Regions from separate parts of the Homo sapiens genome. Here region 2 is linked to region 1. A link is an interaction called in ENCODE POLR2A ChIA-PET data of the cell type or tissue named here. Cell type or tissue: GM12878. All regions are shown on one strand. Each heading gives the region's core, and the rest is flanking DNA. Links, peaks and the distances in the headings are about the cores only. Region 1 overlaps LINC01399 (long intergenic non-protein coding RNA 1399). Region 2 has its middle 13 kb from the start of ISX.

What was found. Peaks named below come from ENCODE experiments on the same cell type or tissue, not always from the same donor. Only the 100,000 strongest peaks of a DNase experiment are listed, where the experiment ranks them.
Region 2: POLR2A ChIA-PET joins it to region 1 with 10 read pairs; 3 of 35 experiments call an interaction of 5 or more read pairs at or near these places.

The regions. Positions count from the first base shown.
Region 1 is chr22:35,124,037-35,136,756 of GRCh38, reverse strand. All of the region lies in intron 4 of LINC01399 (long intergenic non-protein coding RNA 1399), which reads left to right. Among named protein-coding and RNA genes, the nearest start is that of ISX, 64 kb to the right of the region's middle. RefSeq lists enhancers at 1,085-1,621, 5,261-5,430, 9,429-9,688, 9,699-9,758, 9,799-9,848. In GM12878, for the core only: no CTCF peak of the experiment used is centred there; a DNase peak (open chromatin) is centred at 7,936; H3K27ac peaks cover 4,147 bases.
Region 2 is chr22:35,046,557-35,059,276 of GRCh38, reverse strand. No RefSeq gene overlaps it. Among named protein-coding and RNA genes, the nearest start is that of ISX, 13 kb to the left of the region's middle. In GM12878, for the core only: no CTCF peak of the experiment used is centred there; a DNase peak (open chromatin) is centred at 5,025; H3K27ac peaks cover 2,708 bases.

The DNA.
Region 1 (12,720 bases), core at 3,187-8,186:
TCAGGTTCTGTGCTTCATGCTGGAGATTTATTTTCTGGGCTCAGCCTCACATCATTTCTGCCAGGAAATGACAACAAACCCAGTTTTTATCACAACACTGAAGTTCAGGTTCTTTTTTTTTTTTTTTTTTTGAGACAGAATTTCGCTCTTTTTGCCCAGGCTGGAGTGCAATGGTGCAGTCTTGGCTCACTGCAACCTTTGCCTCCTGGGTTCAAGTGATTCTCCTGCCTCAGTCTCCCAAGTAGCTGAGATTACAGGTGTCCACCACCACGCCCGACTAATTTTGTATTTTTAGTAGAGATGGGGTTTCACCATGTTGGTCAGGCTGGTCTCAAACTCCTGATTTCAGGCGATCCACCCGCCTCGGCCTCCCAAAGTCCTGGGATTACAGGCATGAGCCACTTCGCCCAGCGAAGTTCAGATTCTTTAAATCAGCTGAGGTCACAGAGCTAAAAAGTCTCAAACCTTGGATTTAATGAGCTCCCTCTCCCTATTGGTTTCTGCATCTTCTCCTAAGGTCAGAATTGCCACTAGCCTATGTGGCACATTTGCACACATTAGAAGACGGTGCATTTCCTCAGGTGGATGAAACCCCACACCAGCGTGCACAGCTTGCTGAGCAGAGCCCAGGCTGTATTGCAACCCCCCTGGCCCCCTCAGCCGAGCACCGTTGTGCAGTGTGGAACTTCAACAAACATACATGGCAGCCCTGTCCAGGTCTGTCTCCTAATCCTGTGCTCTTCAAGACACACTGGGCCTTCTTGCAGCCAGATAGAATCACCTCCTCTTTTGCCTCCTTCACAGACATTCCTTCCATCCAGTGGATAAGTGGTTGGATGAGAATCATAGAATCAGAGAAGGAGGAGATAGAATTTGTATTATTAAATCCAAGCCTCTCATTTTATAGATGAGGATATTGACAACCAGGAGGTGGAAGTCACAGCCAAGGACACATCTTGAGTCATGAAGAGAAACTGTCAACTCACTGGCCTCCCGACCCTGTTTGCATCTCACCCTCAAAGGGTTTTGGCCTCAGCGCTTGCCCGCCGGTCTCTGGAACCCTATCCAAATGGTAACAACATCTAGGCTGTGACCAGGCCCTGATGTTCAATCTGGAGTTCCTTTCCTTCTCAGGGTGCCTGAGAGTTAGGGCTTTCACCCTTCACCCTCAGTTTGCCAAAGTCTCTTCTTAAGACACAGAGAAGGAAATTTGGTAAATTACTTTCTCTTTCTTGTTACTCTCAAAGAGCAGTGCCACTTCCCTGCGGTTAGGATTAAATGAAAGAAAGCATTTGATGAAAGGCACAGTCACTCCCCTGGGGCAGGCGAAAGGGCTATTCCTTCTTCTGTCCTCTACCTGGCCTCCTGCTTTCAAATACAGATGGAGCCATTCTCCTCTAAGATCTTCACGCTCAGGAAATCAGGGTTGTTGGCAGGGGAGGCATTCAGAATATTTAACCACCAGCAGGACCTGGGCACTGTCCAAGCAGGGCTGATGCAGGCGATAGCTAGAGCAGAGTCCTAGAGCCCCCCTGTGGCTCCTGAGGCTGAATGAAGGGGGGCGGGGGAAGGTAATGGTGGTCTAGTTGGCCCTGGGGGAGGGGCAGGGTGGCAGAGGCTCAGAACAGAAATGGTTCAATGACAAATGGTCTGCCTGTCCCTGTGCCTCCAGACTTACAGTCAACCCTGGCTGTTGGTGAGAAGTGGGTTAACCTCTGATGCCTACCCGCCAGGCACCTTCCCCAAGTCTGGGACAAGCGCCACGGTGGAAGAAGGTACTCAGGCTGAGGGGCCTGCGGCCCTCCCCTATCAGGTCAGAATTCCAGCTGGAGGCTTTCCCTGGGACAGCATGAGGTGCCACGGCTCCTCCCTTTACCTTTTCACCCCCGTGCCCTGCTGGTGACCCAGGTTTATGGGGCAGCCTATCTTCTCCTACAGTTGCAGGGGAACCCTTATCACGGTGCTGATTACACTAACAAGGCAGAGACACCCGCCCTGCTCTGTTGGGAGAACAACATGGAGCTCTAATTGTTTTATGGCCTCTTCACACTGAGAAAAGAGAGGAGAAATGCCAGCCACCTCCATCTGATTTCTAAGGCTTCTATTCTACAGTTACCTCCTTGTCAACCACTCCTGAGTCCCAAAACCCTGGTGTGGGGGAGCCCACATAGGGAAGGCACCTGAGAGCTGTCTGAGAGTTTCAGGGTAGTTGTGAGAAAACATCCCAAAACTGGCTTTTCCATTTGGTGAAAGGAAGCGGTGAAAGAAATCTAGCTCTCCTAGATCCAGACAAAGCCCTCATCTTGATGGTCCTCTTGCCAGGCCCTATAACAGGCACTGCGACTTCCCCGAGCCCAGCCAAAGCAAGGGGCCGCACAAAGCCCACCAGGCTGAGTAGAAAAACTCACGCTTCTCAGGAATATACCGGCATTCCCTCCATCAGCCAAACTCCAAAGACTGACATCTGTCATCTCCTGGTGCCTGCAGCAGTCCAAGGAGTGGGTGGGACTGGGGAGGGTGGAGGGAGGGCAGGGAGAAGTAAAGATTATTATCCACACTTCGTGGTTGAGGAAACAAACTAGGAATGTTAAGGGACCTTCCAGAGACAGCGAAGAGAAGAGCTGGGATTTGAACTCCAGTCTCTCCTTTTCCCTCCCCTTTCCTTCAGGGCCCTCCTCTCCCCTCCTCTTTCCTCTCCTTTCCTCCTCACCCCCACCTGCGCACACGCGCACACACACGCAGGCACACACACATGCACACACACGCACATTCGCTCACCTCTTTCCTGGGTCTTTCTCAGGTCGCCTCTCTCTCCTTCCTCCTCCCTTGTCTCCATCTCATCCTGCTCTCACTCTCTGTTTTCTGGCTGCCCTGCTCCATCCCTCTCAGCCTCTCCCTTGCTCTCTTTCCTCACCCCTCTCCCTCTCATTTCTCTTTCAGTCTCTGTCTGCTTTTTGCATCTCCCGCTGCCTGCTCGGTGGATATTATGCTTCCCCTTCTCTTCCTTTCTCCCGCAAACTGCTTTGACATGAGGGTCCAGGAAGCCTCTGCTTCTCCCTGTCTCCTCTGCCAGTGAGCGTCAGAGCTCCCTCTGCTTGGCATAGGGGCCCTGCCCCCAACTCGACTGCAGAAGCCCAAGCTGGCAGCGGACTCCATGGGAAGCACATAACCTGTTCCCTGAGTGGACTGGGACCTAGCCTTGGTGTCTCGGTGCCTTGGTGCCAGAGCCTCCCCTCGACTTCCTTAGCCAAACCATTAATTCCTTATACTTGTACTCAACAGTGGCCCGGTGCGTCTGTGAAAACACTTTCATTCTATTATTTTATTTTGATCTTCAGAACTGCATTGTAAGGCAGGCTGAGCAAGTTTGATGGTTCTCATATTACAGAAGGAGATATGGGAAACTAGCCTTTATCAAGGGCTTTCTCTGTGCCAGTCACTAAACACACACCTGTGAGGCACACACCAGCACTCCTGCTGACACTGGGCATCTATGTGCAAATTAGGAAAAGATGCCTACTCATTGGTACTCTTTCTTGCTACCTGCTTGAAGACCGTAATAGTAAAATACAAATCCATGCTGCTGCTGCTATGAATGATACCCTCTAGAGTTGTGCAGTGCACGACCTGCACACATGTACGTGGTGGCTCTAAACAATAGCAAACCTGCCAAGGAGAGATAATTGCTTGAATTTTGCATACAAGGATACCGATTCTGATCCCACCGTCTCAAGACAGCAGACTTCCCTTTCATTCCAACAAGCCTCTTGGTCCCCTGGTTTGGTTTTCCTGGTTCCTGGATATCAGCTGGGTTGGGAGCCACTAGCAATCTCTGATCCTCAGCCTTGATGTGTTCAGTTCAGGTGGTTCCATGACACAATGCAAAAGGCACCAGGCTGGGGGTCAGGATATTTGGCTCAAAACTAAGCTCTACCACTTACTAGCTGTGAAACCTTGGATTAGTTACTTTAACTTCTTTAAGCCTCAACTTTCCCATCTATAAAATGGGAAGAATCATGAATACTTTCCCCACAAGGTTGTCTGAGGATTGAGTGAGATAACGGATGTGAAAATAAATGACATATGGTAGACATTAATAAATGTTTGATGAATAAAATAATTCATGAATAAATACAGCGGAAAATATTGCTTCATAGGAGAAAGTGGACATAGGAGACTGTATTAAGAGCCAACGCTCCTGGGTGAATTCCTGGAGTCAGAAAAAGGTTAGCTGAGACTTTAGAGTCGGCAAGGTGCTCCTGTCACCCACAGACCCCCAGTCTCTCGGCACCCCAGGAACAACTGTCTTGAACTGCACTTTCTGTTCTTGTCATGGCCTCCACACTCATATCTCAAGGACCCAGAACATTCTGGAAGAGAGGAGTTAGTAGGCACTAACTAGCTCTTTTTTTTTTTTTTTTTTTGAGACTAACTAGCTCTTTTAACACAAGGTAGCTTTGACTTGTCAACATCTGGTCTATGACAGAATACCTTTCTTTACACCTTGGGAACACTCTTAGAATGTCAGGAGTAAATTAAAATTCTGCAAATCAAATTCTATTTTTGTGGCTCTAACTCAAATCTTCTTGATGGTGTTGTTTTTTAATGGGCAGATGAATCCTCAATTATCTGGCCTTCATCTGCTAGAAGCATTGTTTGCTTTATTGTTAGAAAGCTTAGAGTCAAATCTGCGACCACTTTGCAGTAAGTGGCTGGGACTCTGAGCAAATCCCAGATCTAAGCCTCTCTTCCTTTAACTTCCCTTTGCTTATTTTGCTATCTCCTTGTCTATGTCATTAGGTGCTTTATCTTGTGTCTCACGTATATCTTGGTACACTACCTTAAATCCTTTGGGGAACAAGGCAGGGCAGAGATAAAAAAATTTAATTTAAATGTGTCAGGTTAGTAGAAGCAAAGTCCACCCATGAAACTGAGATGATTCTGCAGATGCAAGGGTGTTATCGGGCTTCCCTTTGCTGAGCCTCCCCCACAGCCTCAGAGGCTGCACTGAAAGCTGGAATGAATTCACAAATGAATACGTGGAAATCTTGAACCAGCCCAGAGACTTGCAAACTGTGATCCGTGCAGCTTAAGCTTTCTGTGGACCTGACCAGAGCTCAAGGCTTCTGGCTCCCAGCTTCCACTAGAGCCATCTGCATTTCCTGTTTTACTTATTGGGCCTCCACATGAGATTAAAGGAAGTGTTCACAGCTAAAGACATCCTGAAAAGCCACAGAAGGAGGTGGCCTCTAGAGTTCTTTCAAGTCCTGCAAGTTTGATTATAACTTTCCTTGTCAAGCTTTTTTTTTTTTTTTTTTTTTTTTGGAAAAGGGTAACACTCTGAGAGTCACCCTTGTGCTCTGGAGCTGTCACCTCAAGGACTCTAAGATCTCAGTTCTGGGCTCTGGCCAGGGTGAAGCCAGTCAGGCTTCTAGGATGTAAAATTAAGGAGGCATGTGCTCTCAGGATTGGGCAAACGCTGGCCCTGCCGTTTAAGGAATGAGCGTCTCCTTAAGTTTTGCCACCGCCCCCTCCCCGCACTCCCCATGGACCTGCCTTAGCTTGGCCTTGCTTTAGTTGCCTTTCCCCTCACCCTGCATTTTGCAGTCTTGGATCTTTAAAATATGCTTAAATTCTACCTGTGTTTTGAAACACAACCACCATCACAACAACCTTGGCCCCACGCTCCCTTGTGGCTGCCTTTGCCTGCCCCCTCCCCTTGGCTGCCACACTTCTTCAAAGGTTGCCTGTACTTTTGGTCCCTGTTCCTTCTCCCCATCCTCTCCCTCCTCAACCCACCCCTATTTGGATTCTTCCCCATTGTCTCCAACAAACAGCTCTCAGGGAGGGCATCATGGACATTCTCCACGTTGCTAAAGTCCTGGACACTTTCAGACCTATCTCCTTGAATCAGCTCCCACTTGACTTACTTGATACAAAGTATCCTGGCTCAGCTACTAGTTCTCTGGATTCTTGTCCTCTGTCTTCTCCATTATGGTTGAGCATCCTTTACCAGGCACTGAATGTTGATTTTCCTCAAAGCTCCATCCTGCCTCCTCTGCTCTTCCTCACTACCTTCTCATCTGCCGCCATGCTTTCAGTTGCCACCTGCATTCCCTGTCTTCAGAATTTATATCTGCTCTCTCTGCTGGGTTCCAGACCAATATATAAATTGTCCTTTGTCATCCCTACTTGGATGTCTCCAGTGTATCACAAAATCCACATATTCAAAACTGAACCCATGATCTCCTTGTTCTCCCTCTCCACACCACCCCTAAAGACCTAGTTCTGTTTATTCTTTCTTCTAAATATTTTTATAATCACGAGCTAGCTGATATGGGAGAATATTGAGGCAATATAGGTGGGAGGAGTCGTGGAGGCTGCATGACCTTAAATCCCAAGGAGAGGGAAAAGTTATTTAATTGTCAAAAATATGACAGGACTGTCAAAAATAAATTAGATGAGAAATATACGTTGCAAAACGTGAGTCACCATTCTGTTCACTCAGAGATGCAATATTCATGGCGAACTTTTCATAAAAAAGTATAAGCGGCCGGGTGCGGTGGCTCACGCTTGTAATCCCAGCACTTTGGGAGGTTGAGGCGGGTGGGTCACCTGAGGTCAGGAGTTCGAGACCAGCCTGGCCAACATGGCGAAAACCCATCTCTACTAAGAATACAAAAATTAGCTGGGCGTGGTGGCTCACGTCTGTAATCATAGCTACTTGGGAGGCTGAGGCACGAGAATCGCTTGAACCTGGGAGGCAGATGTTGCAGTGAGCCGAGGTTGCGTCACTGCACTCCAGCCTGGGCGACAGAGACTCTGTCTCAAAAAAAAAAAAAAAAATTATAAGCACCATGATGAAATCTACTGATGATAGCACTTGATGAAACTGGTGGAGTAAACTCCATCACCACATTTGAGAAACCGCTGTGCCATCCCCTACCCTACTCCCAGTCCACCAGTGGGGAATTTCACTGAGCTGCGGGAGATCCCCAGAGGTGGCTAGTGACAGCAAAGCTCTACTTTGCACATGCTGTTCCCACTACCTGGGATTATTTTTCCTTCTCCTCTCCCTTCCCAGCTCCTCTCTATTCTTTTCCCCTGACCAAGTGTTACTCATTCTTTGTTTTTTATTTTTTTTTGAGATGGAGTCTCGCTCTGTTGCCCAGGCTGGAGTGCAGTGGCGCTATCTCGGCTCGCTGCAAGCTCCACCTCCCGGGTCCATGCCATTCTCCTGCCTCAGCCTCCTGAGTAGCTGGGACTACAGGTGCCTGCCACCATGCCCAGCTAATTTTGTTTTGTATTTTTAGTAGAGATGGGATTTCACCGTGTTAGCGAGGATGGTCTCGATCTCCTGACCCTGTGATCCGCCCGCCTCGGCCTCCCCTCATCCTTTGGTTTTTAAGTTAAATGTTACTTCCTCTGAGAAGCCTTCCTAGAATGCCCTTCCTAAGATTGTTCTGGGGTAGAGTCGGCCAATGGAAGTGCTCATGAGAAGTATAAGCCATGGAAGAGGAAGAAGGTTTTGCTCTCCAGAGGCATAGCAGCCGGGGAGGTGTACAGGCTTGAGCCTGGAAGCTTCCAGGGGAGCTTCTTGAGAGTCACCTACATCAGGGTCGCAGGTGGAGGAGCTTCTTGGTGGCCTCTGGGTGAGCTCCTGAAAATCACTCCCTTCAATGCTGCTGATAATAAATAATATCGATCTTCCCCCAAAACCATAAGCTCCGTGTGGTCAGGGTCACCATCTACATAATACATGACTGTATCCCCAGGTATTAGACTAAACTAAAACAGAGCCTATGTGGTCCCATTTAACAGATTAGAAGACTGAGAGCCAGGGTAGGTCACAAGATAGTGGCAGAGCCACTGTCAACCTACTTCTGAGTGCGTTCTTTCTTTGCCATGAGAACACTAGAAATGAAAGAGGGAAATGGCTTAAGTTTGAAATAGCTTTTGAGTCACATTTTCAGGTGTTAAGGCTCCAAATCGAGATGCTAGTCACACTGAAACTGAATCACAGGCTTCTCACTAATACCACTGAGTTATGATCACCATGTTCCAGTTGACAAAATTATTTCTTATCTTTGTGTTTTACAGGTATAACAATAAAAATTATTGTCAAGGGTATTATTACAATTTTTAACTACTAATGGAATTAAAATGTTTGATGGAGTATTGGCAACAAAAATGTACTCCTCACAGCATGTAAGAACTTTTTATTTATCATTTCTGGGCTTTCCAGTTGCTATAGCAATAAAATTCATACTCACCAGGATTATTACCATTTTCAGCCACTAATGGAATTACTATTTTTGTTTGTTTGTGGTTTTAGACCTTAGAGTAAAATGTAATTCCATCAACGGTATTGAAAATTTTAATGTCCTTAAACATTACCATGAAAGATCAACATAATAACGGAATTCCTCTAAGCTGATGATCACTCCCCTTTCAGCCACAAGGTCTTCTTGTTTCTCTCACTATGAGATCCAAATTTGTTAAGAAAGCATTTGGGGCATTCATTCATTATACAAGTATTGAGTAAGGCCCTGTGCTAGGGGTGGAGGCTGCAAAGACAAGTAAGACGTCTGGCATGGTAGTTAAGGATTCAGGCTTTGGGACCATCTGAACCTGAGTTTGAATCCTGGTTCTGGTGGGTGGCTCTGGGCAAGTTATCTAACTGCTTGAAGTTTCTGTTTCCTTATTCCAAAAGAAATGAGGAAACAATTCCCAGTTTGATGTTGGGTGAAGACGGAAAGAGACTATCTTTGCAATGTGCTTGGGAAGATGCTTGGTGCAGAATAGATGCTCAATGAATGATGGTGGTTGCTGTGTTTGTGGTTGCTGATGCTGTAGTCACAGCCCAGCCCTTTCTCTCAAAGCATTTGTTTTTAAGCAGGGGACATTCCATAGTTCTGACATGTGCTACACAGAGTATCTCAGGAGAGCTGTCTAATCCAGCTGGGAAAGGTCAGGTGGCTTCCTGCTGGAGGTGACTCCTAAGCTGAGTCTTGAAGGATGGGTGGTATTGCTACACAGGGAGAAAAGGAGAGGACTTTCCAGGTAAGTGCAAAGTCAAGAAAGCTAGTGAGAGCTTAGTGCCTGTGGGCGGGAGAGCAGTCATCAGATAGAGAGCAGTGGGCTTCTCCATGGGCTAAGCGACCCCCACCAGGCAACTCTGACTTTGAGCATTTCCCCAAACTCCTTCCTTCTCAACATGTGAAAATCCATTAATCATAATACACCATGCTTGGAGAGCCTGCAGGCTGTCTTTGGATGAAAGGAAGCATTATCATATTAACTAATTACATGAATTAAAATAGATTAATTAAATAAGTGGCTTAATGAGATTAGTGCATTTATTATTTAAGTATCCATCACTACTATTGATAATAATAATGGATTCTGCCCTTATAACAGGTGACAAATCTGTCAGCAAGCAGTGGGGTTTAAAAACCGCAAAGGGGGGTCACGTACATAGGGTAGACAGAGGATGCTGCAACTCCCCTGGGCTTGTCCCTCGGAATCCCATGGTGACGAAGGCCAGGATGTGGTCAGAGCGCTGGTTTTCATCCCCCCCACTTAGGCGACCTCTCAGAGTTTCGGTTTCCTCACCTGTAAAAAGGACAGGGGCTATCTCAGCTTAGTGGGATTCAGTGATACTAAAATTAGATAATGTTCCCAGCCAGATAAATCTGGGTTTCCCCCAAAGGAGAGCCTGGGTCAAAGGATAATGAGGGAACCCCCTCGTTGCCACTCAACCTTGCTATCTCAGTAAATTCATCCACTTGGCCACTGAAGATGAACAGCTGCCATTTGACTGGAATTCACCATGTCCACCAACACTGGACATACCAGTTCCCTGGCAACATCTACCACTCTTATCAAAAGGATAAGAGGTCATGGTATTAGCTCCCCTTCTTTCCTGTTTTTATTCCCCCGATCCTCACGCCTTCATTCTGGGATCACATTCCCAAATAAACTATCCACATAAACTTTTGGGGGAATCCAGGATAAACATCGGGAACTGAAAGTGTCCCTTGAAAGCAATCCTCCAGATGACATTTTGGAACTGACGCCTGCAGAGGTGGCTGCCCCAGGCTTCTCAGAGATGCTGGTTTGCTTTCCCTACACCCTGGCCTGCCTCCCTCCCAACAGCATGTGGCTTATTGCCTCTGTGGAGGGTGGGTTTGCCCATCTCACATAATAAATATAGCTAGCTGCCCTGCCTCCCTAAGCCTTCTGGTCCCTTTCTCAATATTGTGCCAGAGCAGTTCTAGCATCTTCACTTCATCTAATTATACTTTGGGAGGCTGAAGCAGGTGGATCATTTGAGGTCAGGAGTTCAAGACCACCTGGCCAACATGATGAAACCCCGACTCTACTAAAAGTACAAAAATTAGCTGGGCGGTAGTGGTGTGCACCTGTAATCCCAGCTACTCGGGAGGCTGAGGCAGAATTGCTTGAGCCTGAGAGGCGGAGGTTGCGGTGAGCCGAGATCACAACACTGCACTCCAGCCTGGGTGACAGAGTGAGACTCTATCTCAAAAACAAAACAAAACATAACAAACAAAAAAACTTCAACAAATAAATCACCGTGCTCCAGCTACAAGGAGCTGTCCCAACAGAGTGTTAGGATGGCCCCCAGTATCCTTGTTAAAACAGGTCACAATTGAGTGTCCTTGTGTCAATACTTCTACCCTAACCCGTGAGAGTCTTTTTGGCTGGGTCTTGCAACTCCTTCAGTGTGAAAACTACCCCAACCCAGAGCTGCATTTGTGTGTTACTGCTTGCGTTGTACCTAGACTTTATTCTGTTTATCATCCTGAAAGTAATGAGGGACTGTAGGGGTAGATCTTGAGGAGGACAAGCATGAATTTGTGAGATACCAGCCTCACTCTCTGCAGGCTCTCTAAGCAAGGAAACATAGCACTGCTCTGTAGAGGGGAGGAGGATGTTTCTTTCTTTTTTCTTTTCTTTTCTTTTTCTTTTTTCTTTTTTTTTTTGTTTGAGACAGAGTCTTGCTCTGTCGCCCAGGCTGGAGTGCAATGGTGCAATCTCGGCTCACTGCAACCTCTGCCTCCCGAGTTCAAGTGGTTCTCCTGCCTCAGCCTCCTGAGTAGCTGGGATTACAGGCACGTGCCACCACTCTTAGCTAATTTTTGTATTTTTAGTAGAGACGGGGTTTCACCATGTTGGCCAGGCTGGTCTTGAACTCCTGACCTCAGGTGATCCACCCGCCTCGGCCTCCCAAAGTGCTGGGATTACAGGCATGAACTACCATGCCCAGCTGGAAGAGGATGTTTCTATCGGCCTGATATGTTCACAGCATGTGGGGTCCAACATTCTCAGGCTAGTTTACCTAACTGTCCTCGTTCTGAATTTTAGGGTCCCATTCATTTCCTCTGAGACCTCTGATGATCACAGGAGTCTTGTGGCTGTGCATTTAGGTTCCTCTGTAATTCTTCCACTCTTATAGTCAGATCCAGGCCGGATTCTCAGCACGTTTTGCCAGGTAGCTTCAGGAGATGAGAGTATCCTTAAATAGTGCTATAGATGGAGCACAACTCTGCCTTGAATTGACAGGTTGGCTTATCTGAGCCTGTCATTTGTCGTTTTTAACGTTTCTCAAGCAGTTAAGAAAAGCTGGCTCACTGCACAGTCTTCATAATTACTCTTACCCTTAGGCTGGTCAAGTGCCACAGTCATTACACAATTCAGAATTTCACTATCCAGCTGTACCTTATTCTGTTCAACCACAGATGGAGGCCTGAGTGGTTGTGATGCTACAGAATTTCAGGGGTTATTAATAGCTGCAGAATGTTAACTTTCTGGATTGCTTTCCAGGGCCACTCCCAGTACTCAATGTCTTTGCCTGGGTTTCCCCAAAGGTTTATGTGAAGATAGTTTATTTGGAAATGTGATCCCAGGAAGGAGGAGCGAGGATAGCAGGGAATAAAAACAGGAAAGAAGTAAATCCAGTACAAAGACCTGCTATCCTTTTGATGAGTTTGGCCACCTCTAAAGAGGACTACTTATTCAATTTCAGAGTTCCTTTTTTTTTTTTTTGAGACGGAGTCTCACTCTGTCACCTAGGCTGGAGTGCGGTGGCAAGATCTCGGCTCACTGCAACCTCCACTTCCCAGGTTCAAGCGATTCTCCTGCCTCAGCCTCCCAAGTAGCTGGAACTACAGGTACATGCCACCACACTCAGCTAATTTTTGTATTTTAAGTAGAGACAGGGTTTCACTGTGTTGGTCAGGCTGGTCTCAAACTCCTGACCTCAGGTGATCCGTCCACCTCGCCCTCCCAAAGTGGTGGGATTACAGGTGTGAGCCACCGCGCCCAGCCCAGAGTTCCTTCTAAAAGCCTTCTGGGTTAGGTTTCAGAACCACCTACTGGAGGAAAGAAAGAGGGTGTCTGTCCCCTGCTGGTCAAGAATTGTCTGAAGAGGGTCAGCTGCCCTGCACTTCCAGTTTGCATGTTAGTGAGTGTTGAGTGGATTTTTCCCAGGTACCTGGGGTCAGGAGGTGAGAAATGCATAGTAGGGGCCTGAGATAAGGCACAGTCAGGTTTAACACTCATGAAATTGGTCTAAACCTGCACAGTTCTGCTCTTCACAGCAGTGGCTGGAATAAGAGATGAAGCTGATAAGATTTGATGTGATGTCCAAGGAGTGGCCAGTATGTGAAGTGTTTTGCAAAGTTTCTGGTACAAAAT
Region 2 (12,720 bases), core at 2,977-7,976, 77 kb after region 1:
TTTGCAAATATTTTCTTCAATTCTGTAGATTTTCTGTTTACTCTGTTGATAGCCTCTTTTACTGTGTAGAAGCACTTGAGTTGAATTAGGTCCTATTTGTTAATTTTTGTTTTCCTTGCAATTGCTATTGGTGTCTTTGTCATGAAATCTTTGGCAGGGGTTATGTACAGAATGGTATTTCCTAGGTTATCTTCCAGGGTTTTTATAGTTTTAGGCTTTACATTTAAATCTTTAATCCATCTTAAGTTGATTTTTGTATATGGTGTAAGGAAAGGGTCCAGTTTCAATCTTCTACATATAGCTAATCAGTTATCCCAGTGATGGCAGTGGTGGCCTGTCTAGAGTGACCACTGCCATGATGCCGGCTGCAGTGGGAGAGGTGCAGCCAGGGCTGTGCACTCCATGGAGCCAGTGGGATTGGGAACAGGCAGCAGACCCTCCCCTTTCGGAGTTGGCAGGGTGGGAGCTTCGCATTCCCTGGACACAGCTGTGGCCACACAGCTCCAGCTGAAGACCCAGGCGTCCCTGTGCTTTTGGGAGGTAGTAGCAGGCACCTTCCCAGGCACAGCTTCAGCCACCCAAACTGCGGCTGTGGACCCAGGCATCTCTGCATTCTCAGGTCCCCCTGCCCCTGCAGGCTCAGAAATGTCTGCTCCCACTACCTGGCCTCTCTCCGCCCCCAGCACCTGCTCTGCAGGTTTGAAAATGCCTGCTTCCACTGCCTGGCCTCTCCCTGTTCCTGGTGCCTGCTCTAATCTCGGAGAAAAGTTGAGGACAAGCCAGGGTGCTGTCACAACCTGGCTGGGTATGTGCATGCTGGGGACAGTGCTGACATGCCAGCCCCCTGCCGCCTTGGCCTGCTCTAGATTTTGGGTGCTAATGAGCATGGGAGGGAAGCCGAGGAGGGTCTGAGGGTAGCTCAGTGCTGGCCTGCAGGCACCCCTCAGCACCAACAGCATGAGTGTCATGAACAGCAGCAGGAGGCAGACAGGCTTCTGAGCAGAAAGGGACGGGTCTCTGGTGAAGCCTCACCTTCAAGCTGAGGAAGCCCTGAAGCCTAGGGGCTGGGCTGCCAGCCCTATGAACCAGAGTGGGAACTTGTGCTTTTTCTGGGCCCACCCATGGACCAATCAGCACGTACTTCCTTCCCTTTGAAGCTCATAAAAACCCCAGACTCGGCCAGATTTAGAGAGAAGATGGGACAACCAGCTGCAAAGAGGAGCTACCCACCCCAAGGTCTCCTCTCTGCTGAGAGCTGAGATGATGGGACAACCAGCTTTAGAGAGGAGCTATCCACTCCAGGGTCTCCTCTCTGCTGACAGCTGAACAGTCATCAGAACATCCTGGCTGCAGAGAGGAGCTACCCACTGCAAGTCTCCTCTGAGCTACTCTATTGCTCAGTAAATCTCCTTTTTGCATTGCTCACCCTCCACTTTGCACATACCTCATTCTTTCTGGGCATGGGACAAGAACTCTGGACCTGCTGAATGGCAGGGCTGAAAGAACTGTAACACAAATGGGCTGAAACACGCCCCTTGCTCATCACGTTGCAGGTGACGAGGAGAGAAGAGCTGTGGACATTTGGGGAGCCTGGACCTAGATGCTCCCTGAGCCAGGGCTGTGACACCCTCTTTGGGGCTCTGAGGTTCCTGGTGTCTCCAAGCTTCTGGGTGCCACCACATTCCCCAGTGCCAGCTGTGAAAGCTGCTTGTGGGACACCTGGTCCAGCCACAGCCTTACAAGGAGCTGGCACCCATGCCAGCACCTAGAGCTGCTTGCCTTGCCACAGCCAGTGTGCCTGGCTGTGCACATGGGACACAACCCATGCTTACTTGCTCACACAGCCCTCACCACTCCACTTGTCCTTGGCAAGCATGGGATCTAGGCCAGTAGTGCAAACTTAGCACAACCTGCCAGGACAAGTGGGCCCAGTGGTTTCCAGCTGGCAAAGTGACACCCCAAGGATCCCGTAACACCATTTATTGAATAGGAAGTCCTTTACCCACTGCCTGTTTTGTTGGCTTTGTTGAAGATCAGATGGCTCTAGGAGTACAGTTTTATTTCTAGGCTCTCTATTCTATTCCATTGGTCTGTGGGTCTGTATTTGTACCAGTACCATGCTGTTTTGGCAACTGTAGCCTTGTAGTATAGTTTAAAGTTGGGTAGTGTGATGCCTCCAGCTTTGTTATTTTTGCTTAGAATTGCCTTGGCTATTTGAGCTCTCTTTTGATTCCATATGAATTTTAAAATAGTTTTTTTCTAATGCTGTGAAGAATGTCATTGGTAGTTTGATAGAAATAGCATTGAATCTGTAAATTGCTTTGGGTAGTATGGCCATTTTAATAATATTGATTCTTCCTATCCATGAGCATGAACTGTTTTTCATTTGTTTGTGTTATCTCTCATTTTTTTAAGCAGTGTTTTTAAATTCTCATTGTAGAGATCTTTCACCTCCATGGTTAGCTGTATTCCTAAGTATTTTATTCATTTTGTTCTCACTGTTTTTATCATAGAGAAAAACCTTTCCTAGAAGTCTTCTAACAAGTTCCCTTTATTTCCCATTGGCCAGGATTGTGTCACATGTCCCCACTTAAACCAGTTGCTGGCAGATATAATGCAATTACCATTACAAGTTGAATTACTCAGCATTTGCTCCCTTGGACTATGCAGTGGGACAGCTTTCCTTACCACTCTCTGGAGCTTAGTTCCTGGGAAAAATTGGGGTTTGTCAGCCAGAAGAAGACAGGTAATTGCTGTTTGGGGGGTGTGACCAATGGTATCTGCTTCAAGGTGCGTGTGACAGACAAAATGGTTTTTCTTGTCAGAAGATGGTGCCAGAAAAGGCATGTGACTGCATGTATGGGGCATTAGCACTTCCTGAGCAATGGGAGACATGGACTAATTACCTCCTGCAGTTCATGGGAGAAGGTAGAAAGGAAGAAGAGAAGGAAGGGAAAGCCGCTTCTTGAGTGTCTGCCCTCTGTTTATCCTACAGCATGCCTTCACATTTGTTTACAATTGGACTATGTCCTAAGCACGTTGTATTTTGGCATTTGACCCTTCTTGAGTGTCTGCCCTTTGTTTATCCTACAGCATGCCTTCACATTTGTTTACAGTTGGGCTATGTCCTAAGCCCATTGTATTATGGCATTTGACACACAGCTTCCATTGGAAGTGGGAGTTATAATCCCTGTTGCACAGTTAAAGAAACTGAAGCCCACTGAGGCAAGTGACTCACTCAAAGTCTCTCCATTATCTCCTAGCAGGAGGCAGAGTCCCAGCTTTAACCCAATCTTTCTATCGCCCAATCTCAAGTTGTTTCCACCACTCCACAACTCTTTTCTGAATTATTTTTCCGTCCTAAGTTTTAAGAAAGAGCTTTCAAAGAAACATCTCTGTGAAGATCTCACTGGGTTGGTTGTTGAGAGATTTGAGGCCTGTAGGGTTACTACTCTCTACTACTTCCCTCTAGAACATTTTTTCCAGGGACTGACCCTCTGTGTGTATCTGAGATTATGTGATACTGTCTTCCTGAGCAGAAGAGGGCTAGGTCATATGTGCTGAAGGATCAGGGACAATGAAAGGAAGATAGCCTATCATGGGGATGATCTGGTGAGAGCATCAGTAGTTCTCAGTGGACCCTTAGTCCTTGTATTATTTATTTGCCCTTGAGATCTGCATTTGACATGGCTTCCTAGGGAAACCAAGATACTTTAGTCTGTCATTCTGAGCTCATGTTTGACTGATTCTTTTTCACCCCAGATTTTGTTGAGAACATTTGAAGCCTGCCGAGTTCTAAGCCCCCTTGCTTGGGAAAGAGATCTGGTTCCTCCCTGCAGGCTGGGCAGATCCTGGAGAGAGTTACAATGCTCAGAGCACAACATAGAACATAGAACAAAACCCTTTCAGGGTTTAGCAACCAGAGAGTCTGGACTTGACTCAAAGTGGACTCACATCCCTCTGGGTGGTTATGTTCAGGCTGCTTGGACCTTGAGTTGTGTATGATGGTTAAAAGCCTCCATTTATATCACATATTTCAAGTTAGTCATAATAATGTCTGAAGAACAGAATGTCAGGGTTGGCGTAGGATTTTCAGGGTCCCATTTAAACTGCTCTGGAGTAGAACTAATTTACCATAGATCATCTCCTTATGAACAGATGTGTCAAGCTGAGTAGACAAACTTTCACCAATGGATTTATAAAGCACTAAGCATTAGCACATGGCATGAATCTGGGGAAATTATCCGCTCAACCCTTCATTCAGCAAACATTCTTTTGGTGCCTACTATGTGTCAGACACTACACTAAGTAGGAGAGATATATTGAACCAGACCGACATGGCTCCTGATGTGGTCATAGATCAGAGAGGACACTAATGATAAACAAATAGAGAAGTGATAAAATAGTTACAAACTATGGTAAGTAGTTTGAAGGAGTCAGTGCTGTAAATTGTATTACAGTTAGCCTTTCTTATTTATTACTAAATTTAGGATGGTGATTTTCACCCACAGACAGAGTGATAATATGTCTCCCATCTTAACCCTTGGTATTGCCATGCTTAAGGCTATTAATTCATGGTTGCATCTCAAAAGATGGGGCTGTTGAGAAAAGGGGAATGGAACTTGCAAATTGCTGAAAATTGCTTTTTTGAGAAACTCTTGAAATGCTGAGAGACACCTTGGGTACACTCCATTACCACTGTTGATGGGGTTGTCGGAAAATTAAAACTGGCTTTTAGTTCATTTTAATTTGAGTAGCTGTGGATTTTGTCCTTCATTCTTGGTTTGATAAATAATGTCAGAAAAAAACCCAAAACAAATGAATAAAGAAGTAAAACAATTCTTAAACTGCGGCCACTGTTAGCTGTGTGAAAAGGGGTTTGGTTTGGAAGTGGCACAATAATCAATATAAAACTTAAATCTTGCTATATAGTCATATTGCATCTTGTTGGGGATTCATTTTCAAGGATGTGACTCAAGGTTATGAACGTTAGAATTACAGTACTCCAGGAAGTCCCTTAGGTAAGTACCTTACTGAGATGTGTGCATTGGCTCTGGGGAAGTCCCAGGTGGCAAGTTTTTCTTCTCTAGAGTTGGAAGAAATGGCTGTTTCTTCAGAAAAGTCCTAGATGGGACAGTTGGCTTGTAGAGTTCATGTTTAATCTCTTGACTTAGACTTGTAGTGGCGAGATGAGAGACCCAGAGAAAGGACTGATGGAGGGCTCAGTCCTGTCTTATGCTCACTCAGGATGGTGGCTTCCAAGGCCCCAGCTAGGTGATTCTGCAGCTTAGAATCACCCAGGGAAAATGTTCACAAAGCTGGGCACAGTGGCTCATCCCTATAATCCCAGCACTTTGGGAGGCCAAAGTGGGAGGATCACTTGAGCCCAGGAGTTCAAGAGCAGCCTAAGCAACATAGTGAGACCCCATTTCTACAAAAAAATAGAGAAAAATCAGCCAGGCATGGTGGCACGCTTCTGTGGTCCTAACTACTGGGGAGGTTGAGGCAGGAGGATGGTTGAGTTCGGGAAGTTGAGGCTGCAGTGAGCCATGATTGTGCCACTGTACTCCAGCCTGGGTGACAGAGTGAGACCATGTCTCAAGAAAAACCACACAAACCCCCATAAATTCTCTGTGGCTGGGCCCCACCCACACTAATTATGTCAGAATCCTTTGGGGAGAGAGCTCACACACAACTTCAAGCTAATACATCTTTCAGGGAGAACATATTCTGGGGATGGTTACCCTTAGCAGGAATTTGGAGGGTGAGATTTCTGAGGTCCAGTTTCAAAGTGATACCCTAAATCCCTGCTTCTGAAACTTCAATGTGCATTGAAATTTTCCAGAGTCTTATTGAAAGTGCAGACTCTGATTCTGTACGCTTGTTTGGTTAGACCTGGCATTTCTAACAAGCGGCCAGGTAATTTGCCTGCACCCATTGAGTGGCAAAGCCCTAGGTGATACGTGGAATTAAGTACTGTGACATTTGAGAAGTGTTTCCTTAGAGCGTGACCCCAACCCTGGCTGCACATTAATATCACCTGGGTAACTTAAAAAAAATACCAGTGCCAGGTCTCTCCCCCTGGAGTCCTCCTGATTCAGTTGGTTTGGGGTGGTTCCCCAGCGGCAGTAATTTAAAGAAAGTTCTCTAGGTGATTCTAATGTGCAGCTACGGTTAAGAATGTCTGCTCTAGAGGCTTGCTGTTTTTTTTTGTTTGTTTTTAGCTTGAGATCAATGCTGCTCAGTAGAAATATAATGCATGTGAATTACTTACCTGTGACTCTGTGATAAATTACCCAGGGCTTAATTATTCACACCGTTTCTGAGGATCAGGAATCCAGGAGCAGCTTATCTAGGTGGTTCCAACTCAAGATCCTGCCCGAGGTTTTTGTCAGGATGTAGGCTGGGCTGTGATTACCAGAGACTGGACTGGGGCCAGTGAATCTGCTTCCAAGAAGTTTCCCTAACATGGCTGTGGATAGAGACTCAGACCTCGCCACATAGGCCTCTCTATAGGGCTGCTCATAGCATTGCATTTAACTTCTCCTGGAATAAATGAAGAGAGAGAGAGTGAGCAAGCGAGACAGACAGCAGTTGCAGTCTTTTGTAGTCTAATAGTGGAGTGACATACTGTATTAGTTAAGGTTCCCTGGAGAAACAGAACCAATAAGATATATGTTTATAAGGGGAGAGTTATTATGGGAGTTGGCTCATGTGATTAGGGAGGCCAAGAAGTCCCATGATCTCTGCCATCTGCAAGCTGGAGAATCAGGAAAGCTGGCAGCAGAATAATTCAGTCCAGGTTTGAAGCTGACACCTGAGAACTGACTGGGGATGGGGATGGTGGATGGGGTACTGGGGTAAGTCCCAGAATCTGAAGACACAAGAACCAGGAGCTCCGATATCCAAGGAAGGGCAGGAGAAGATGGATATTCCATCTTAAGGAGGGAGGGAGGGAAAGGGATGGGGGGTGGGGGTGGGGAGAGGGAGAGAGAGAGAGAGGGACAGAGAGAGAGAGAGAGAGAGAGAGAGAGAGAGAGAACAAGTTTGCCATTCCTTTATCTTTTTGGTTTATTTGGGCACTCAATGGATTGGATGATGCCTGCCCTCATTGGTGAAGGCCATCTTCTTTACTTAGTCTACTGATTCAAATGCTAACCTCTTCTGGAAACACCCTCAAAGACATACTCAGAAATAATGTTTTGCCAGTTTTCTGGGTATTCCTTAGCCCAGTCAAGCTGACACATACAATGGACCATCACCCATGTCATCACTTCAGAAGTATTCTATGTGTCATGCAGGCCAACCCTGATACCTCTGAGGCAATGTGGGAGGGACTACACAAGGCTGTGAAGACCAGGAGGAAGAGATCACTGGGGATCATCTTGAAAGTGGTTACCATAATGCATGAAAGTAATTTCAAATTCTCTAGTGGGCATAATAAAAAAGTAAAAAAAGATGGCATTGATTTTAATAATATATAGTATTCTATTTACCCCAAATATTCAAACATTATCATCTCAACAGGTGATCAACATAAAATTATGATAATGATGATAAAATCATTATGAATGAGTTGTTTTGCATATTTTCTTTCTATTTGAACTCCTGTGTATTTTACACTTACAGCACACCTCACTTTGGATTTGCCACGTTTCAAGTGTGCAATGGCCAAGTTTGTTTCCTCTCCTGAACTCCATATGTGCCTCTTGTCTGGATGGATCCAAATGGCAGATTATCCTACTTTGTAAAAGGATCACCTTCTATTTTTCTCCAAATGATAGACCCATTGGTTTACTTCACATTCCAGCTAAACTATCTGCCAACTTCCCTCTTATGAATTGAAAGTTGCATTTCTCAAGCTTATATTTTGTATGAGGAGCCCCTGGGTTTTTCAACACATTTATCCCACATTATTGACCTTTTTATGCCACTTGTGCAAAAATTTGTCAGGCACGATGTAAGAATTACAATAGCAATGACTGATTTTGGCCTTCGACTCAGTGGAGAGAAACTAATTATGTGGAGAGAAACCAATTATGGGCTAAACTACAGGAGCTCATTATGAATCCCCACCCTGCCACAGGTGCTTATGTAGAACTTGCACCTCAACACAGCATGAGGGCCAGGTCGGCAGAAATAGTGTCCTGATGAGCCAAATAGCAATTCCAACTACAGCACAAGAGCGATGTACTTCCGTCCCTGCTTCCTTTAACGGGTATTTTATGACTTGAAAGATTTTTGGATGAGCTGAATGCATTACTGTTTGCTATAGCGAACAGAAAGTTACAAGTCTTTTCTATGCAGATGACATGGTTTTATTGTCATGAACCAGGAATAGCCTCATTACTGTCAGAAAAAAGTGGCTCAGGATGAGCTACTCCCACCCCCCAATTGTCATTTTTGGCAGATGTCCTCCAACATTGAGTTGGCTTTTATTCAACAACCTGTGAATTGCATTCACTCGTTTAGTCACTTAGGGTTCCATTTTCCCACTAAGCCATTCGAGGGACTCACCAGGAGGTTATATTTGCTTAACATTAGGCATCTTATGGGTGCAGTATTAGGAATTTTCTAAGTCCTTCTTGGGAGATTAGTAAAAGGTACTTTGAAAAACATTGAAGCTAAAATGATCATGGCTTAGCTTGATCGGCTAGGACATTTTTTTCTTGTGTGGGAGCAGATCCATAGCCATCTTCTCTAGGAAAACAGCTTTCCACAGGCATCCCATAGGTATTGCCACGGGCATTCCCATGGTATTCTCACAGGTATCCCCACAGGGGTTCTCACAGGCATTCTCACAGGTATTCTCACTGGTATCCCCACATGCATTCTCGTAGGTATACTCACGGGTAATCCCACGGGCATTCTCACAAGCATTCTCTCAGGTATCCCCACAGGCATTCTCACAGGTATTCTCACTGGTATCCCCACATGCATTCTCATAAGTATTCTCACGGGTAATCACACAGGCATTCTCACAGGCATTCTCTCAGGTATTCCTACAGGCATTCTCACAGGTATCCCCACAGGCATTCTCACAGATATTCTCACTGGTAACCACACGGGCATTCTCACAGGCATTCTCTCAGGTATTCCTACAGGCATTCTCACAGGTATCCCCACAGGCATTCTCACTGGTATTCACACAGGTATTCTCACTGGCATTCCCACAGGTATTTCCACAGGTATTCCTACAGATATTTCCATAGGTATTCCCATAGGTATTTCCAAAGGTATTTCTATAGGCTTTCCCACAAGTATCCCCACAGGCATTCTCACAGGTATTCTCACTGGTATCCCCACATGCATTCTCATAGGTATTCTCACTGGTAATCACACGGGCATTCTCACAAGCATTCTCTCAGGTATCCCCACAGGCATTCTCACTGGTATTCACACAGGTATTCTCACTGGTAATCGCACAGGTATTCTCACAGGCATTCCCACAGATATTTCCACAGATATTCCTACAGCTATTTCCATAGGTATTCCCATAGGTATTTCCAAAGGTATTTCTATAGGCTTTCCCACAAGTATCCCACAGGTATTCTCACAGGTATACTCACTGGTATTCACACAGGTATTCTCTCAAGTATTCCCACAGGGATTCTCACAGGTATTCTCACTGGTGATCGCACAGGTATTCTCACAGGCATTCCCACCGATATTTCCACAGGTATTCTTACAGATATTTCCATAGGTATTCCCATAGGTATTTCCAAAGGTATTTCTGCAGGCTTTCCCACAAGTATCCGCACAAGTATTCCCACAGGTATTCTTACTGGTATTCACACAGGTATTCTCACTGGTATTCACACAGGCATTCTCTCAAGTATTCCCACAGGCATCCCCACAGGTATTCTTACTGGTATTCACACAGGGATTCTCTCAAGTATTCCCACAGGGATTCTCACCGGTATTTATACAGGCATTCCCACAGGTATCCCAACAGGCATTCCCACACGCATTCCCATAGGCATTCCCACAGATATTTCCATAGGTATTCCTGTAGGTATTTCCAAAGGTATTTCTATAGGCTTTCCCACAAGTATCCCCACAGGTATTCCCACAGGTATTCTTACTGGTATTCACACAGGTATTCTCTCAGGTATTCTCGCAGGGATTCTCACAGGCATTTTCACAGGCATTCTCTGAGGTATCCCCACTGATATTTCCACAGGTATTCCTACAGATATTTCCATAGGTATTCCCATAGGTATTTCCAAAGGTACTTCTACAGGCTTTCCCACAAGTATCCCCACAGGTATTCTCACTGGTATCCCCACAGGCTTTCTCACAGATATTTCCACAGGCATTCCTACAGGTATTTCCAGAGGTATTCCCATAGGTCTTTCCAAACGTATTTCTACAGGCATTTCCATAGGCATTCCCAAAGGCATTCTCACAGGCATCCCCACAGGTATTCTCATTGGTATTCACAGAGGTATTCTCATGGGTTTTTTCACTGGTATCCCCATGGGTATTCACACAGGTATTCTCACCGGATCTCCACAGGTATCCCTTCGGCCTCTCTTTGGGCAGAGGTTGGTCTATTAATTGATTAACACACTTGGATCATCCCTCGGCTGGTAACATGGAATATCTGTGTGACAGGCCGGTGCTTGCTATAGACTACAACTTCAAACTGTTTGCTCTCCACGTCGTATCTCTAATTAGCTGGAGAGAAAAGCACTCCGAGAATTCCTTTTAGAAGGTGAATAAGATCTTGAGGAGGCTCTCATGATGTTCCTTTTGTGAGGGTCCATGGTTAAATTCTCCTCAGACTACCACGCCAGGGAGAGCCCACTTCCAGGAGCAACTGGGCCATTTTCTGTCTTTTAGAATCACTGTCATCCTGACGGCTTGTAGGTGGCTGTGTTTCTGTTCCCTCCAACCCCCATGGCTACCAGAAACTAAGCTGAAAAATTCATCTGGCCAGCTAGACATGGTGGCTCACGTCTGTAATCCCAGCATTTTGGGGGGCCTAGGTGGGTAGATTGCTTGAGGACGGGAGTTTGAGACCAGACTGGCCAACATGGTGAAACCCTGTCTCTATTTAAAAAAATACAAAAATTAGCCAGGCAAGGTGGCACGCACCTGTAATCCCAGCTACTCAGGAGGCTGAGCATGAGAATTGTTTGAACCCAGGAGGCAGAGGTTGCAGTGAGCCGAGACTGTGCCACTGCACTCCAGCCTGGGCAACAGAGTGAGACCCGGTCTCAAAAAAAATAAATAAAAATTCATCTGGCTTCCTGGATCTTAGAATATGCTGGGGCATCTTGCTGCCTCCCTCTTCCTTTTCCTCACCCTGGTTTCTTTATTCCTTCCTTTAAAAGATGGGCTGTGTTGCATGTATTCAAATCAACCTCTTCAAGCCTTTTCCAGGATGAGGCAGTGGTGCAAATAAATACTAAGAATGGAACAAGACATTAATCATCTTAAACAAGTAAGGGGTATAGAGGGGACTGGGACTGAGGTATCCTTCCTGCCTAGCCAGTGCTTTCCTGTCAGACTGTGATCCAGGCACACGGGTGTAACAGAAAACTTTAGCTGTCGTGGAGGCAACATACTCCTGCCCCAACAGATAGGAGTCATGGATAAAATGTAAACACAGAATCTTTGATCCATGGGGAAGTTCTAAACACAGACTGCCGAATGCTGAGGGACTTCAGCAGAGGCAAAGAAGAAATTGCCTCTGACACACGTGCATGTGTGTTTGTGACGTGTGTGTGTAAGTGTACTCAAATGTGGACAAGGAGAACCCGAACCTTTCAGCCTGGCAAACAAGCTATCACTATCCACTCTCTGCCTCTGTTTATTTCTCTGCACCAAGTCTACTCAAGTGACTTCTTGTCCTGTGACAGTCAGTGCATCATCTGGGTGACTTTTTCTGTCCTTCCTGGCTGGGTCAGCTTCCCTCTTCTGTACAACCCCACTTCTCTGTATCCCTCAGCTCTCGGAACGTTCTACTACTATAGTTTCCATAAGCTGGCATGCTGTTTACTTGTGGAATTCCCCTGCACCGTGAGACCCTTGAAAGCACACGGCTTACTCATCTTTGCCACTCTATACCTAACACAGTAGCTCGCACATAGCAGGTGCTCAGTGAGCGTCCGCTGAATAAAAACACACGTGTTAGCACATGTGTTTGCGTTATTTTTGGTTGCATGTCACAGAATACAGAAATAAGTGTCTTAAAAATAGGAATTTAGTTTTTGTCATGTAAATGGAGTCCCAGTATTGTCAGGCCAGGGCTGGAGTGGCAGGTCCACTGTTATCAAGGTCTGCCACCTCAGCGTCAGCTTCCAGCCACATGGTTGCCTCATAGTCCAAAATAGCTGCTGGAGCTCCAGACATCAGGTTTGCATTCCAGGTAGAAAGGAAAAAGGATAAATCCCTCAGCTGGGTTAGCCTCTGCCAAGAGCCCTTCTGGCGGGAACTCCATTCGATAATTTTCTCTTTCATCTCATTGGTCCCCACTCCTTGCTTAGGTGAAAGCAGGGCTCAAAAATGTGTTTTTTCACATGTGAACATTGCTGCTTTAAATAAATTGGGGTACTGTGGATTAAAAGCAGACACATGAATATTGGATCCACAGCCAGCAGCCTGCACTACTGCTCATAGTTGGGAGTTACAATGAGTAAGTCCCCCAGAAACCTGGAGAAAGGAGGTTTGGTAATCCTTTCAGTGACAAAGTAATAATAAACACATAATACA